Regions from separate parts of the Mus musculus genome. Here region 1 is linked to region 2. The links are chromatin loops, found by intact Hi-C in ENCODE. Cell type or tissue: gastrocnemius. All regions are shown on one strand. Links, peaks and the distances in the headings refer to the core of each region. The heading gives the core; the rest is flanking DNA. Region 1 holds the start of Strbp (spermatid perinuclear RNA binding protein). Region 2 has its middle 19 kb from the start of Crb2.

Region 1 (8,331 bases), core at 90-8,089, 53 kb before region 2:
CCTATGTTAAACATTTCAAATCTGGATTTTAAAAATCATTACCTTTTTATTTTGAAATATTTATAATTAAGACTCAAACTACAACTTTAAAATTTGGTGTTCTGTTCCTCTCGTTATGTTTAGGCAAGATTCCCACTCACCCTCAAACTTGTTATTTGGAAGTACACAAAGATACTTCCCAACTGACAAAAGGATCAACCCAGAAATTGTCCAAAACAGACCTTTTCTTTGAAATCATAGTAGTACTATATACTATATGAAGTTCATTGAATAGCAATTCAAGGTACTTCTATAACCAGATAAAATTTACTTTTTAGCAAAATCTGACAAGGCAAAAATTTCAACTGTCAAAGGGGAATTCACTTTCCAGGATTCTAGGAAACAGAGCTTACTATAAAACAGTCTCAAGGCAGTTTCCTTAATCTTCCCAATCAATCAATCAGTCTCTGTCTCTTTCTCTCTCTCTCTCTCTCTCTCTCTCTCTCTCTCTCTCTCACACACACACACACACACACACACACACACACACACACACACACAAATTCTAACATAAGCTACAGATCACTAAAGGAGACAAGGCACTGAAATGTTGGTTCAAAATCCTGAAGTTTAATTCCCATGTACCTGGCAAGCTGATGGTAGACTTACATCCACCCAACTCCAGAAGTGTCTTCTCTCATTTAAAGCTAACATTACATACACCATCAAAGCAAACCAAAATACATAAGAACCTAAAGGCCTCAGCTAAAGTTTACTTCAATTACTTGGTTAAAAAAAGAGCTGACAATCCAGTGTTGGTTATTAACATTTTAAAGGTTAGAATCCAAAGGCTCTATTTCTCCCACTTTTAGAAGCTTACATTATATTTGTCAGCCTGTAGCATGAGACTCTGATATTACATCATCCAGCACCCAAATACTGTCCCAGGAAGCTTCTGGGTACCTGAGACACAACATATCAACTGCATATTCTCTTGAGCTCTTGATGTTACTGGCCTCTGGGACCTGCTTTCAGGAAGCTTCACAAAGACATCTACTATGCACCTACTGCAATTCCATTTCCTTTACCTTTTGGGTGTATTCTTCACAATGTATAGCCACATGTCTACTCAGTCAACAGAGCTAAGTGAATACACACCACATACTGCCCAATTTGAAAGTAGGTGGTCAGCTCTTCCTTATTCCTTTCCCATTCACTTGCTGTAAAACTAAAAGTGGGGCTCATCACCTCTTTGATCCTAAAAAAATTAACTTTAAAATATTATATGCAGGGAGGAGGGGAGGGGGGAGGGGAGGGGGGACTTTTGGGATAGCATTGGAAATGTAAATGAAGAAAATAACTAATTAAAAAAAATTTTAAAAAAAGATATTGTATGCAATTGAAAGTCCTTTATTCTCTGTTAATCAGTCTAGGATCCACATCCTGTGTCCACTGTCCCAAATTTCTAGTTCCTCTAAGCCTGAAAATAATCCTCCCTAGTTTTCTCCTCCCATTGGACATCTGCACTCTACCCTTTATTATCTCTCAGTGACTTAATTTTGGACCCTTTACTGTCTTTTGGGTTTGTTGTTGTTGCTTGTTTGCTTGTCTTTGTTTTGTTTTTCAAGACAGTGTTTCTCTGTGTGGCCCTGGCTCTCCTATAACTGACTAGGCTGGCCTCTAACTCAGAGCTCTACCTGCCTCTGCCTCTCAAGCACTGAGATTAAAGGCAACCACCTTTAATGTCTTAACACTGTAAAACTCCAATCTTTCCTCACACTTCCACACCTTGAATCTTCCAAAATCTTAATTAAGTAACCTACTTCTGAACCCTCTCTGACAGTCATTTCCTGCTTTAAACATGAGCATCCTACTTCCCTCAGCACACCAACTCCATACAACTGTCCTTCTAGCTACAGCCATAAACCCATAAACACCTCTCCTTTCCTTCAGTATAAGTACTATTCCTTTACATTTTCTACTACAAAATACCCTTTCTTCTGTCCCCTGCCTACTCCTTTCATTTCCTCTACATCCTACTACTGATTTCCCTTCAAACATACCCCCTACATCCTACTACTGATTTCCCTTCAAACATACCCCCGCTTCCATCTTCCTCCTCATTCCCAACTTCTCTCCACACCTCCTGCCCTGGGAATATTTCCATTTACACACACACACACCTTACCTACCACTCCCATATTTCCTCTCCCTCCCTTCTGCTCACCACCCCACTCTCCATCCTGCCACACACCCCATCCCTTTCCAGGGTGCTCCCAACCTCAAGGTTTCCTCTTCTGCTGGTGCCCACTAGAATTTCTCACACAAACACCCTCCGCTTCACTCACTTCTGCTGCCCTTTTACTGCTACACACACCTCCTGCCTTGACATCTCTCTCCACCCAACCTAAAACCTCCACATAACCTCCTTATCCCCATTTCTCTCCCAAAGCCCTCAAACTCAGTACCTGTGTAAACCACTCCTCCTCCCACTTGCTCTATCCTCCTCTACCCTGAATACAGAACCAAGCCATTTTCCCCAAGCCTGTCAACCCCTTCCTGTCTCCTTCCATACTTCCCAGCCAGATACTCACTAGGGAACTCCTGACGTCCTGGGCGCACACACACAGACAGACATCTCCTGCCTGAATACCCTCAATTTCAACCGCCACCATTTGAGAGAACCCCCTCCTCTGACACTCCTTCCCTCCATCTTTTGGGGCTCAGCCTGCTCGCCACACTCCCAGCTACGGACCCCTCCTCCGCCATTTCCCTTCAGGCGTCCGGTGGCCTTCCCGCTGCCTGCCCCATTCTCTGCCCCTCACAAGCAGCGCTAACCAGGGCATCTGCTCCTTCCATTTCTGCCTAGAGGTGCCCATCTTGTCCCTCCCTCCACCACCTCACTTGCCCCTGCCCGCCCCAAATCCCCCTACACACCCATCCGAATCCCCAAACGGAACGTCCTCCTTCCCTCTCGAGCCCGACCTAGGCCCCCATGGGTCCCCCAGGCGTGCCCTTGAGGCCCTGGTCACCGTGGGGCCGGGTCCCTCAACGCTCCCTTACACCCAAATCTGCCCACACCCTGTGCCCGCCCCCCGAGCCTCTCCCCAGCTCTTGCCCGCAACGTCCTCCAGCACCTGCCCCGAGTCCGGAACCCTCCCACCTCCCCAGAGCTGGCGCCCCGCACGCTGCCCACGCCCTCGGGAGGTTCAGGGCCGGGACCCGCGACCCCGACCCCGAAAGCAAGCAAGGCGACCCGCAGTCCTGACGCGGACCGGCCGGGTACCGCGGCGGCGACCACAAAGCTCAAGCCGCGGGGCTGGGATTGCGCCGCGCTCCTCGCCTCAGCAGCCGCCGCCGCTGCTAAGGACGCACAACAAACAATGCGGGGCCCGGGCAGCCTCCGCCAACTGCCTCAACCGCCGCCTCAACCGCCGCCCGCCCGGGACGGCCCGCCGCGCAGGCGCCGGCCCCGCCGCAGCCTACCCGCGCCGCCGCGCTCCGCCCGCGTCCGCTCCCCGCTCCCGCTCCGCCGCCGCCGCCACCTCGTCCGCCCGCGTCTCCGGCTCCTCAGCACAGCGGCGGCGGCTGCGGCGGCTGCTGCCTTGGTGGCGCTCGCGGATCCGAGCTCGGCTTCGGCAGCGACCGCGGCGGCGGCGGCAAGCACGTGACGCCGCCGAGCACGCCCATTGGCCGATCCAGGGGGCGGGGCCCGCGGCTGCTGGGGAACGGAAAGCCCGCCCCATCGCCCTCCGCGCGCCCCCTGCACGCGCGCTCTGCCGCACCTGAGAGCTCCGGCCAGCGCCCGCCGCCGCCGCGCCGCGCTGTCGCCTGCGTCAACTGCGCACCTGGGAGCGCGCAGGGCGCTCAGGCCCGCGGCCGCCGCCTGCACCTGCGAGACCGCTTACGTAAACTGCGTCCCGCCCACCTCGCGGCGCCTAGCCCGGGCCGCAAACCGTACCTGAGCCCCGCTGTGCCTGCGGCGGTAAGCGTTGCTGGGCGGAGGCCAACTGCTGAAAAGAGCTAAGCGCGCATTAACTTCGTAACTGCAGGTTCTGAGAGCTGCTCCCGGCCGCAATGAGAGCCGGCTTCCCCAGGTTCTGCGTCCCGGTGCGGGATGCTTCTCCAGCTCCAGCCTCGGCCTTTACGCTAACGGAGTAAGCGCCGCAATGCCTCCCGGGTGGAGGAGGGGCAGGCAGTACCTTGGCTGAGTAAGAGACTCCGATCCCTCCTTGATTCGCTCCCCCTCCCACTTGCCGGTTGTGTGACCTTGGCCAAGTTACCGAACCGCTCGAGCTTCAGTTTCCACTTCACAAAAACTAAAACTGTAATTCCTATTTAAGAGCCGTTGAGCAGATGGCATAAAACAATAGATATGAATTTTCCTGGCACATAGCAAGCACTGAACAAAAATCAAAATCTCCTCTCCCTACTCCACCCTTAATGGCCCGGGAAATCCTTTCCCTCCTTATTTCCCTCCTTAGGTCTGGAGTAGTCTAGCTAAACACCTACCCACTTTGTTCCAACGGTGGTACTGGGAAAGAAATAAAAGGTTCAAGTTTTATTTTACAGCTCTACGTTGGCATCTTCTTAGTGCCTAGCATTCTCCCAGGGGGTTCAGCCCATGCTTAGTGTGTGTTGCATGCTCCACACTCGGCAGGGTGCTAGAATGCACTGAAGAATAAGTCAAGGTCCTTAGCCTAAAGCAAACCTAGCAAAGAACCCCACTTAATTTGAGCAGACAGTAGGGGACTGACCTCCCACACTCCCCCTGGTAGGTCCCCTTCTCATCTTGCTCCTGTACCAGACTCAAATATTAACAGCTCTGGACTGGAAATGATTCTCAATAATACTTGCCTGACATGGACAAAGTCCAGGGTTGCATCCACAGCACTACCAAAATATATGACCTCAGTACTTCATTCACAGAATATGTTAATACTTAGAGTTAAAAAGCTTTGAGTATGGCCTTCAACTTCAGGACATACACACTTCCCATTGCCCCTCCTTGACACTTCATTAACAACAAAGCTGTCCTTTCCTAGCTATCCCCAGGTCTGTAACATATCCCTGAAGTCTATGCTAAGCCCCAGATCACTATGTCTGATTGGCACCTCATTCTAGCCTTCTGGAAACCTGGTTGTTCTATCAGTTTAGAACATACTCCATCTGGAGCCCCTTGACTGCCCTGAGACACAGGTCCAGACTCTTCCTGCTTGTGCATCACCAGTTCAACAATGCCTTGTTATGTCACCAAGCTGTAGTTTAGCTCAGTCTCTTCCCTGGATTGTAAGCATCTTGAGGAAAGGTTCATCCCTCTGCCTGAGTAAAGTTAGGAAAGACCACATACACAGAGGATGAGATCACTAAAGCTGGGTTTTACAGTATAAAAGGAAGTCTGCCAGGGGAGAAGAGACACTGCAGTGCACAATACAGGTTTGCTGTGCACTAGCTGTGTGACCTTGACAGATCTAGGTCTTAGAGCCCTCATCTGTCATTTTGCATACCTCAGAGTACTGTTACTAGGAGTCAGTGAGACTACATTTAACATATGTGGCCCTTAGAATTCTAACACTTATAAATTATATTTTTTAAGTAGGCAGAATATATGGCATTAAGGATTCAATAGTATCTCTTGTTTTGTTTTTTATTGAACTTTTAACTCCAAACACTCAGGACAAAAACAAGCAAGTGAGGGTAGGCTAGATGTCTCAGCAGGTATAGGTGTTGCTGCCCAGCCTGACAAACCTGAGTTAAAATCCCAGAGCCCACATGGTTTAAGGAAAGACCTTACATGTTATCCTCTAACCTACTTCCACAGGAGTGATATGCACATATGTGCCAATATTCATATATGCACAGCATAGAAGTAAAAAAATGTTTTTAAAAAATTAAGTAAAACATTGAAAAACAAGTAAATAATACAAAAGTAAGGAGAGTGTAAAAGTTCACATTTAAAATGACCATCACATTCTCTGTCCCTCACTCCACTCCATCTGCTACTTGCAAAGAAAATTTTGTCATGTCTCACTTTACATGTCCAGAGAAATATGAAAGTTGTAACCAAGTATGGTGGTGCCTCTTGCAATCCTAACATTTGGAAAGCCAACGAGGAAGGATCAGAACCTCAAAGCTAGACTCTGCTTCATAGAGAGTTGTTGGCCAGCCTGGGCCATGTGGAACTCTCTTAGGGGACGAGGTGTGGTTCAGCTGTAGAATGTGTGCCTCGCTGCTTGCCTAGAGCATATGTGAAGTCCTGGGTTCCATACCCAGGATTGCAAGAAGCAAGCCTGTAATCCTAGCAAATGACAGGTAGAGGCAGGAAGATCAGGAATTCAATGCCATCCACAGGTATTTGGTAAGCTCAAAGTCTAAAGCCAGCTGGGCTACATGAGACCTGGGTGGTGGTGGTGGTAGTGGTGGTATTGTTGTTCTTACTGACATTGTTTCATTGGTTTGGTTTTATGTTTTGGGTTAGTTTGGTTGGTTGGTTGGTTGGTTGGTTTGGTTTGGTTTGGTTTACAAGACAAGGTTTCTCTGTACAGTCCTGGCCGTTCCAGAACTCTCTCTGTAGATAAAGCTGACCTTAGTGATTCTCTTGACTCTGCCTCCCAGGTTTTATGTTTTTTAAGGAAAGAAGGAAAAAGAAGGTTACAAACAGCTCATGTGCTATGATATATATGTTATATTTGCATTAATAAAACATCAGAAAGTTCTAAACATCAGTCACTACTGATCTCGCCTAGAAACTAGTATTGGATATAAAAGCAGAGAACTTTACTTCCACATTGCCTTAAATTTTTATAAGTATATATATTTAAATTATGTATATGTATAGTTAACTTTTTGTGGGTGTGCATGTGAGTGGAGGTGCCCAGAGAGACTAAAAGTGTCAGAACTTGGATTTGGAGTTACAGGCAGTTGTAAGCCACCCACTGTGATTGCTGGAAACCAAACTCAGGTCCTACAAGAGCAACAGCTGCTCTTAACCACTGACCATCTCTCTAGCTCCTGCTTTAGAAGTTTTGTTCTGCTTTAAACTCTTTAAGAATACAAACAGCCAGGCATTAGTGGTGCACACTTTAATCCCAGCACTTGGGAGGCAGAGGCAAGTGGATTTCTTTGAGTTTAAGGCCATCTGATCTACAGAGAGACTTCCAGGACAGCACAGTATACAAAACAAAAAACAAACAAACAAAAAAAGTCTCAAGAGGAAAAAAAGATGGGGGAAGATTATTGTATTCTGTCTGCATGGGTGTTTTTCATTTAGTATAAAGAGAATACACCTGATTGGCTGTTGTTGTTGTTGTTGTTGTTGTTGTTGTTGTTCTTGTTCTTGTTCTTGTTCTTATTCTTATTCTTTTTAATACAGGGTGTCACTATGTAATGCTAGCTGGCATGAACTCACAGAGTTTGCCTTGAGTGCTGGGATGGGGGGCATGTACTGCCACATCTGACTGAATACATCTCTTTGTTTTTGTATTCGTCTTTTGTACTTTTTTGCATAACATTGTATCTTAAGGATCATTTAATTAAACTACACTCCCTATAGTGGGTATTACGTTCCTCCCAGTATTTACATTACTATAAACAGTGGGAAGATAATGGATGCTGTAACATCCTAAAGCTTAGACTACTTCATAATCACACCTAAGTTCAAAGAGCAGCATTGGCTGTTTCAGCCATTCTTAGCTCAAGTACTAACTGATATCTGATGTGTGGAAATCCTTAGAGGTTTGGTTTTTTTGTTTTTTGTTTTATTTTTAAGGAAACAAACAGCTATGCTGTCCCCATCCTCACAAGAGGGAAGAAAGACACAAATAAATGTGTTTTTACATGTTTTTGAAAGGAGGAGTAAGTGGACTCCAGTTTAACTTCCAGACACATATTTGATCCAAAAGATACTGAAAGATGACACTGTGGTGCCTGGCAAATACAGAAGTGGATGCTCACAGTCAGCTATAGGATGGAATACAGGGCCCCCAATGGAGGAGCTAGAGAAAGTATCCAAGGAGCTAAAAGAATCTGCAACCCTATAGGTGGAACAACAATATGAACTAACCAGTACCCCCAGCGCTCGTGTCTCTAGCTGCATATGTAGCAGAAGATGGCCTAGTCGGCCATCATTAGGAAGAGAGGCCCTTTGGTCTTGCAAACTTTATATGCCCCAGTACAGGGGAACACCAGGGCCAAGAAGGGGAGTGGGTGAGTAGGGGAGTAGGGTGGGGGGGAGGGTATAGGGGACTTTCAGGATAGCATTTGAAAGGTAAATAAAGAAAATATCTAATTAAAAAAAAAAAAGACACTGTGGCCAAGGAAAGAAACATCCAGAGCAATCCAATCTAAGAGATG
Region 2 (8,331 bases), core at 120-8,119:
ACCACTACCAGATCTCCTTCCAGGCTCAGAACAGACTTTCCTCAGGACCTCCTTTTTCAGAAGTCTATGACCTTCTAAAAGGTCTTCTCTGTCACTCTCCCATGATTCATCATGGATACACTGGCCCCTCTGTTATAGTCCCTCTGGTTTCCCCTCCACAGCACTGCCTGTAGAGGACCATCTATCTAGTGTCCATCCATCTCCATCCCGTGACTCTAAACAGAAGTGGACAGTAGGAACTTGAAGTCCCATCATTTACACAGAATGGGTGGTGGGCACATTTTCATAGCCTCGTCTGTAAAACGTCTCCCTCGGCTGAATGATGGAGATGCCACCAGCAGCCACCTTGATGAATGTTAGAATGTGTGAGGAGGCACATGGAGGTTAGAACTGTGCCCAACTCACCATCCTTTCTGTTGTTAGTGTTCAGCTAGGATTTACTTGGGGCAGAAATCAGCCTTCTCACTGCACCTTGAGGAACCTCACAAAGTGCCAAGCACACAGGGAGAAGCTATTGCAGGAATGCACCTTCATTCTCGATCACCTGGTTCCAGAAAGACCTGAGGGCATGAGGTGGCCTGTGTCATCAGCTTTGTTCCCAAGGGACTGACCTCTCTGGGGTGTGACTCTCCTGCCCATGGTCTCATGGCTCCCAGGCTCCCACAGTGTCTGTTTGTCTCTAGTGACAAGGAAAGCCTGTGACTATTGGAATAGAACTGAAACTCGACTCAGGTGACTCCCGTAGCCTGTCCTGCCCTTGGGATCCAGTCTCCTGGCTCTGGAAGGCCTTCAGAACCATATGTGAACTGATTTCTGGGTGGGATCCCAGGCATGTGTGCTCATGGCTATCCAGGGAGGTGCTGGGTGCTGGCTGTCCACCCTGCCCAGGCCTCTGAGGGAAGGGCAATGGAGCCATGTTTTATTTAAGCCATCTATGCTCTCCATGCAATCCCTGGGAGCCTGAATAATTGACAGTGTGGTCAGCAGCTGACCACTGACTTCCAAGGGTGGCGTGAATCAATCTGATCAACATTTACTGCTCAGTCCCAGCAGACCCAGAGGTCAGAGGTGAGATGCGCTTCTCCTTCCTGGGTCCTAATCACACAGTGACACCTGAGAGTCAGTAGAGTGGCTCACTTCTGCCCTGCTCAGTATTATCTGCAATTAAAAAAAGAAAGAAGGAAGCCAGGCTTGGTGGCACACGACTTTAATCCCAGCACTCGGGAGGCAGAGGCAGGCGGATTTCTGAGTTCGAGGCCAGCCTGGTCTACAGAGTGAGTTCCAGGACAGCCAGGGCTACACAGAGAAACCCCATCTCAAAACAAAACAAAACAAGAAGGGGGGAGGGGAGGGAGGGAGAGAGAGAGAGAGAGAGAGAGAGAGAGAGAGAGAGAGAGAGAGAGAGATCTCATGTATCCCAAACTGGCTGCTGATTCACAGATAAGTGACCTTGAACTTTTGATCCTCCTGCCTCAGACAAGTGTCAAAAGCTTTAGGCACTACTAGGAATCAAACCCAGGGCTTCTCATATGCTAGTCAAGAACTCTGTCAACTGAGCTACATTCCCAGCCCCTTCCTTGTGTCCAAAAGAAAGCTGGATTCAGTTCCTCATGGGCAGCTGCACAGGACTGCACTATGCCGACATTATATGGGTTGTGGGGGGAAGTGAAGTCTGACTTGAGGGTGTCTCTAGGACTGAGGTGTCCATGGGGAGCTCTGAGAAAGTTCAGCAGGTGAACGACTGAGTCAGGAGTGACAGAAAGTGGAAACTGGGGACCCCAGCTCTATGTGGTTCCTGAAGTCACAGGAAAGGATTGGGGTTGTCTAGGGTAGACAATGATTAAGGAGGGGATGAGGAACGGGCACTGGGAAGCCACCACCTTCTTAGGGATGAGCACAAGGAGAGGAGACCCTAAGGACAAAGAAGCAGCCGGTCAATGCCAGAATAGAGAAGGGGACATGGAGGTCAGGGGGAGTCAGAGCTAAGGAAAGCTAGATTTAACAAGTGAGCTGATGGGTGGCCCCATAAAAGTAGTTTAAGGATGTCTGCTGGGTACAGGGGGAGAGCCTGATTCCTTCCTGGAATCTTGAGATAGCTTGAGACAGGATTGATGAGGGGATATCAGGCTCCCACATACGGACTTCTATACGGACCCTGCATGAGGTCCTGGCCATGATCAGAGGGACTCCAGCTTTGACTTACAGCAACCATTGATGCTACCATCATGACAGGTAAGCCTCTTCTAGCCTAGTTCCTGCTGGCTTCCTCAGGCTCAGCCACTACCACCTGTCTCTGGCTTCCCACTGTTGGCATACAGAAACACCCACTTTGGACGCCACCTCCCACCCCAGGCAGTGGCTTACAGGTCCACAATGGACATCCTCCTCCTCCTCCTCTGTGCCTGTGAGGTTTCTCTTAGTTTGTCTCCACATTCACTTATTCACAGCTGCCAGCCTTGCTTACACCCGTCTCTGTGCGTCTCTGTGGGATTTGGGCAGGAGTCAGACAGAGGAGGCCATGAGGAACCGTGTTGCCTGAGGATGGGACCACATCTGGACTATGCAGCCAGCTCCCTCCCCCTCCTCCCAGATTGGCTTCTGCCCTGTGGGACACAGCTTGTCTCAGTGCAGAGTGTTCACCGGAGACTCCTGCTTTATCTGGCTTAGGGAGAAGTCCCCTTAATTAGACAGGTGGAAGAAGACCACCTGGAATAACACTCCTGTGGGACCACCCACTTTAGAAGGTGCTCAGGGGCGCTAGCGCTAGCGTCTAGAGGAAGGGAGGTGGTGGGTATATCCTCACACCAATAGGAGCCTTGGAGAGCAAGGCATGCATACTGTGGAGCAGGGAAGGAATCCTGTTCCACAGCAGGAGGCCACAGCCTAAGGTGACACTTGCTTTTCCAGCAACCCAGGTCCCTCTGACATCAAGTAAAGCCTACAGATCCTTTCTCAGAATCGTGCTTTTTAAATGCATAAAATCAAAAGCATGGGATGCCAGAAAACAGCAGTTACATTGATTCTGCCCATGAGTCCCCTTGACCTTGAATATTGGAAGAATGTAAAAAGACAGGATGGATATTTACTCCAAATCTTCTGCAAAGACCTTGTAATTAGAGCAAAAGGCATAAGACCCACGTGGGGTTCGAGCTGGTAGGAAAGGGGGGAGAACCACTGAGACCTGAGGTGTGCTGTGGTCCAAGGCTAGCTTCTGCAGGGGCTTGCTGCCTGGGAGAGCTGGCCCCAGTGTTCCAGAAGCAGCCCTTTGGAAGATGATCAGGTGGCCCCTGACAGAGAAACTGGAGAAACAGGCTTGACAGAGACAAAGTGCTAAGCCTGCCAAGGTGCCTGTGGGAGGCCAGTGCCTACCAGCTGGTCCCTAAGGCCCCTGCTGGTACCTACAGCCACAGAGATGACACATCACAGTCCACTGCTGTAGCAGTCTTTAAATGTCTCATGGGCTCTGGGCCCTGGTGTCACTAAAGAAGCAAACCCTTGGAAGGACATGCACACTTAGCCCCCCAGCCCAGAGTCCCTAAGTCCCTCAAGCAGATGCCTATTAACTGTGGTGGTAAAATGTTATAATAGCTGGGGTGTGTGTGTGTGTGTGTGTGTGTGTGTGTGTGTGTGTACATGCATGTGCCTCAGTGTGTGTGTGTGAGTGGGGTGGGGTGGGGAGTGCGAGTCTGTGTACAGAATGAACTCAGCCATTTACCTCTTCTGTGCCATCTGCTGGGACCTCAGGCCTACAGTTACATTTACTGACAGGGACTCCTGCTGAAACATGGGATGAGGACTTATTCTAACCTCCAGCTAGGGACACTGGTTCCCTGGGTATAACACAGTCGTGTCACTCCATCTCCTGCCAGGGTGTGGGTCCCTACCCTATCTGTGTCGACTTAACCCTGGCACCTTGAGACCAAACACAGAGACACAGCTCAAGGTCTATCCATCTGTGTTCTCTTCCTGGGGTCGAAGCTAGGTTCGCTTTGAACATGACTGGCGGATGAAACATGGACAAAGGTGACCTGTGTCACTTCTAGGCTCACAGAAACTACCACCTGCCACTACTGTCATGCAGTCCTGCAAATCCTTCTCTGACCTGGACAGTTCTGTGGCTCTGGGAGGTGTGTCCCCAGAAAGAGGAAGTGTGCCTTCAAGAAGCATGCTTGATCACTTCCTGGAGGGATAGCCACCAACCAGAATCATTCGTGGTACCACTGAGAAGGAGCTTTCCCACGGCTACTAGGGTGACAGTAGCCCCTCAGAAAATGGCTGCTCAACAATGTATTCTGGACAAAACTCCACCCCACCTAGCCTCAGTTTCCTTAGCCACAAGATGAGGCTAGCTGGGGGATGTCCAGATACCCTAGGAGACCCAAGGACAATGTGGTGGAAAGGATAAAGCGGTATGCACAAACACCCTTGAGCCCTGTCCTGGAGGCTGTGTCTACAGGGACAGGCCTTTCTAGATACCTTTTCTCACAAACACCTAAACAAGGATGGTGGTCAGATCCCTGCTTTTGATCATCATTGGTGGAAGAAACACCCACACTACAGACCAATAAAATGTGCATTGAAAAAAAAATATGCTTGCTTCTGTGTGTTTTACCGCTTCCTGGGTAATCAAAAGTGCAGCCTTTGAGCCCATGCACTGGGAAGGGGCTGAGCGGCACTCCCTCCAACCCTGTAGGCACAGCAGAAGCTAAAAATGTGGCATTTGGTGGTGGTGGTGGGGTCCTTTGGAGCCAAAGGCAGTCCTGTTGATAGCTTCCAGCTCAGTTGAGGCTGGTAAATGGGAGAGCCCAAGAGGAGTGCAGTTCCCTCTCCCCTGGGTTATTTTTAGCACCACTAATTATTATAATTGGCATACAAAACAATGAGCTTCCTTATGACATTTTCATATGTGCATGTCACTGTATTTTACTCAGTCACTGTTGTAACCATCACACAATGCGCAGGCTGGTCTCCCGCCACCAACTGTGGTCCAGCCTCAAATAGCAAGAGCTCAAGGTGGAAAAACGCTCTGCTTAAGCAGGATGGACATGGACCTATGACTTTCCCTTGCTGTGTGGTGCTGGGAGACTCACCTCCCCTCTCTGAGCCACGAACTGTGGTCCAGCCTCAAATAGCAAGAGCTCAAGGCTGAAAAACACCCTGCTTAAGCAGGATGGACATGGACCTATGACTTTCCCTTGCTGTATGGTGCTGGGAGACTCACCTCCCCTCTCTGAGCCTCTGTGACTTCGGGAGAACAATTTGGGGTAGCAGTAATGAGACAAAGCCTGGCAGGAAGGGAGAGCCTGAAAAATGCCAGCAACTCTACGGCTGGGTCTTGTTCCGCCCTGTCTCACTCACTCCACCCCCAGACCCTGTCACAAGGTTTGACAGAGAGGCCCGTTGCAGGGAACCTAGAAGAGCTCTTCACAGATACTTGCCGGCCGGCTTCGTCCAGGCCTTGCCCAAGTCTTCAGCTCCTCTAATTACTTATTTAAAGAATATCGATTCCTTGGGCTGCTGCTGGGAGGCCTGGCGGAATCGCATGTCTCGTAAATAGCAAGGGAGCCGCGGCCTAGCGACTGGAGCTGCGGCCTGACATAACCAGGCAGGGGGTTATTTTCGCCCGGGATGCTTGTGAAATATTCATGTGCTGATTTAAATACCGACGATGTCAGAGCCGGAAAGGGACAGTGAATCACATCAGCAAAGCCAGCTCTCATCCAGGAGGTGCAGTTGAGACCCTGGGGGGAGGGGGGAGTGCCCAGATGGGAAAGGTGCAGGTTCAACAGGATACAGGCTCACACAAAATTGTGCAACCTGGAGAGGGTCCCTAGAGGACTTTCTGGGCCTTGTAAGGACCGACAGGAACTAGGAGGCTGAAACGAGGTGGTCACCATACTGCACACAGTAAACCTGCAAGACTGAATTGCCTGGGAATCAGCCTGTCTGTCTCATTCAGGGCTTCATCCTCTGGAAATTCCATAGTCCTGTAAAGTTATATGATGTGACACGGGAGCCAGGTGATGGCCGGCAAATGTTAAGTATGTTTTACTAGCATGGGGGATTTTTGTTTTGTTTTAAAACATGGTCTCTTGTAGTCCTAGCGGTTTTCAAACTACATTCCCAGCCAGCTAGCATGTGTTAGCTTTTACTGAGTGAAAACTGCATAAACAGGCAATAGCACCCATTGTGAAAGGTATTTATTACCTGAGGCTAGAGATGCACTGGAATATGACAGATGGGTGTGGGGCCTTTTCCTGGAAAGATGACAGTTGGGTGTGGGGGTCTCACATTTGCTGACGACTCTGCAGTAAACTGCTGTGGCTGAAGTACCAGTAAGGCATCAGTGATGTGGAGCTGAGAAGAGAATGTGCACACCAGTCTTACAGATGTGGAAACTGAGGATCACAGAGATTATAGGCCTTGGCCCAGATAATTGGCCTAAAGCTTCCTTCTGAATTTTCCTTCATCCCTCCCTCCCTCCCTTCCTTCCTTCCTTCTTTCCTTCCTTCCTTCCTTTCTTTCTTTCTTCCTCCCTCCCTCCCTCCCTCCCTTCCTTCCTTCCTTCCTTCCTTCCTTCCTTCCTTCCTTCCTTCCGCAGGGAATGATCTTCCTGTTGAGCACTTTGCATAAGCCAGTGTTGGGCCACACTTGTCCTTTCCCCTGCCCCAAAATTGTTGCAGAAGGTCACCAAAACCACGCCTGCCCTAAGGCTGGGTGGGCCCTGTGCCTGGCGATTCCACAGCGTTCTCTTACTGTATTCTCTCAGACAGCCTGGGAGGTGTGCTGAGGCCAGGGAGGTCTGCATGCTGACTCAGACAATCTTGTGTGTACTTGTGAGGCCAGCGGGAACCAACCATTCCCTTTACCGTAGAGTTTTCTCCCTTCTGCTGTCTAAACAAAGACAATGAACTTGACTCCGTTTAAAGATTGCCTTCCTGGGCCAAGGGAGTAGTGAGCATCTGGGCTGTTGGATGGATGGGAGCTGCCCTGCATGAAAGCCAAGGGCAGCTGAAGGTCATGCCTTGGCTGTCTTCCTCTGAAGCACCAAGGGTGAAGAGAATGCCCTGTCTGAGTGGGGAGGCTCCTGGACCTGATCTCAGTTCTGCCACCTTCTCATCTGTGACCCTGGTCAAGAGCCTTGCCTTCACTAAGCCAGAGCTCCTCAGTAGTTCATAATACATAGGGTACTATGTGACCGGACAGCCAGGCACACAATCAAGTTCTGTCTCTTCCTCTAACACCAGGCCTGACACTTTCTGGCAAGGGTTAAACATGGTCCTAAATAAGCAAGGCTTTGCTTTGCTGTTCTCTCTCTCTCTCTCTCTCTCTCTCTCTCACTCGCTCTCTCTCTCTCATTCTGTTTCTGTGTGTGTGTGTGTGTTTCTGTCTCTCTATCTTTGTGTGTCTGTGCATGTGCGTGCACTCACACAGCCTTGGCTGTCCTGGAACTCACCCTTTCAGCCCAGGCTGACCTCAAACTCCACCTGCCTTTGCCTCCCAAGTGCTGGGATTACAGGCGATCTCCAACCAAAACTGGTGGCTTTCCTAAGAATGGATTTTCAAATCAAGAAGACTCGAGGACCCTCACCTGGCACTACGCAGCCCAGGAGGGCAGAACAAGCCCAAGACAGTCTGTGCTACATGGCACAGGTGAGGCATAGCAGTCCTGAAACGACCCCAGGCACCCAGAGTCCCTAAAATGAGCAAGTAGCTCTGCAGCAGCAGGGGTCTGTTACCATCAAAGGTTATGCAGACGCGCCTCATCTGCCAGCTGGGGCCGGTGTTGTTTGATGGCTGGGCTGTGCAGAGATGGCCCCGCCCCTTACCTGTTGCTGCACTTAGGAGAGTGCTATCCCCTACCCCACACCTGGAACCCCATCTGGGCAGACAGTAGAGCTGGCCCTGTTGGTGAGCTGACCCTGATAGCATGAGTGTGGGAGAGTTGTCAGGCTAACCAATGCAGCTACCACTCAAATACAAGGTTGTGAGCTGACCCACTCCAGCATCTACCCCATCTATGAACGAGCTGGAGTTTGTGAAAGGCCTAATCCTGCAGATCCGAAGCTGCAGGATCTCTGTGCTCTAGGGTAGTGATAAGATATCTGAGAGGAGTCCTTGTGAGAATCCAGTACTGACAGTGCAGCAGAAGCCAGAGGCCTAAAGCCAGACCAATGATTCACTGCAAAGATCATTTGCAAGAACAGCGATTTGGACAAAAGGGTGTAAGACACCGTGGCACACTGCTGCTTCCACCGTGAGATTTCCGTTTGCTTGCTTGCTTTTGGGGGAAGGTTGCAGAGGGTGGATATGGAAGGATGGGAAGATGAG

Evidence for each region. A loop is a pair of places that touch in the nucleus more often than their neighbours do. Peaks named below come from ENCODE experiments on the same cell type or tissue, not always from the same donor. Only the 100,000 strongest peaks of a DNase experiment are listed, where the experiment ranks them.
Region 1: a loop joins it to region 2, with 3 times the contacts of the local background. A loop is called at or near these places in 11 of 42 quality-filtered maps.

The regions. Positions count from the first base shown.
Region 1 is chr2:37,699,727-37,708,057 of GRCm38, forward strand. Strbp (spermatid perinuclear RNA binding protein) reads right to left here and starts at 3,619. Exons shown (of 18, transcript NM_001379315.1): 1 at 3,466-3,619. In gastrocnemius, for the core only: a CTCF peak has its summit at 3,579; DNase peaks (open chromatin) are centred at 2,272, 2,810, 3,722, 4,123 and 1 more place; H3K4me3 peaks cover 2,555 bases; H3K27ac peaks cover 2,512 bases.
Region 2 is chr2:37,753,048-37,761,378 of GRCm38, forward strand. No RefSeq gene overlaps it. Among named protein-coding and RNA genes, the nearest start is that of Crb2, 19 kb to the right of the region's middle. In gastrocnemius, for the core only: no CTCF peak of the experiment used is centred there; DNase peaks (open chromatin) are centred at 3,346 and 3,640; H3K27ac peaks cover 670 bases.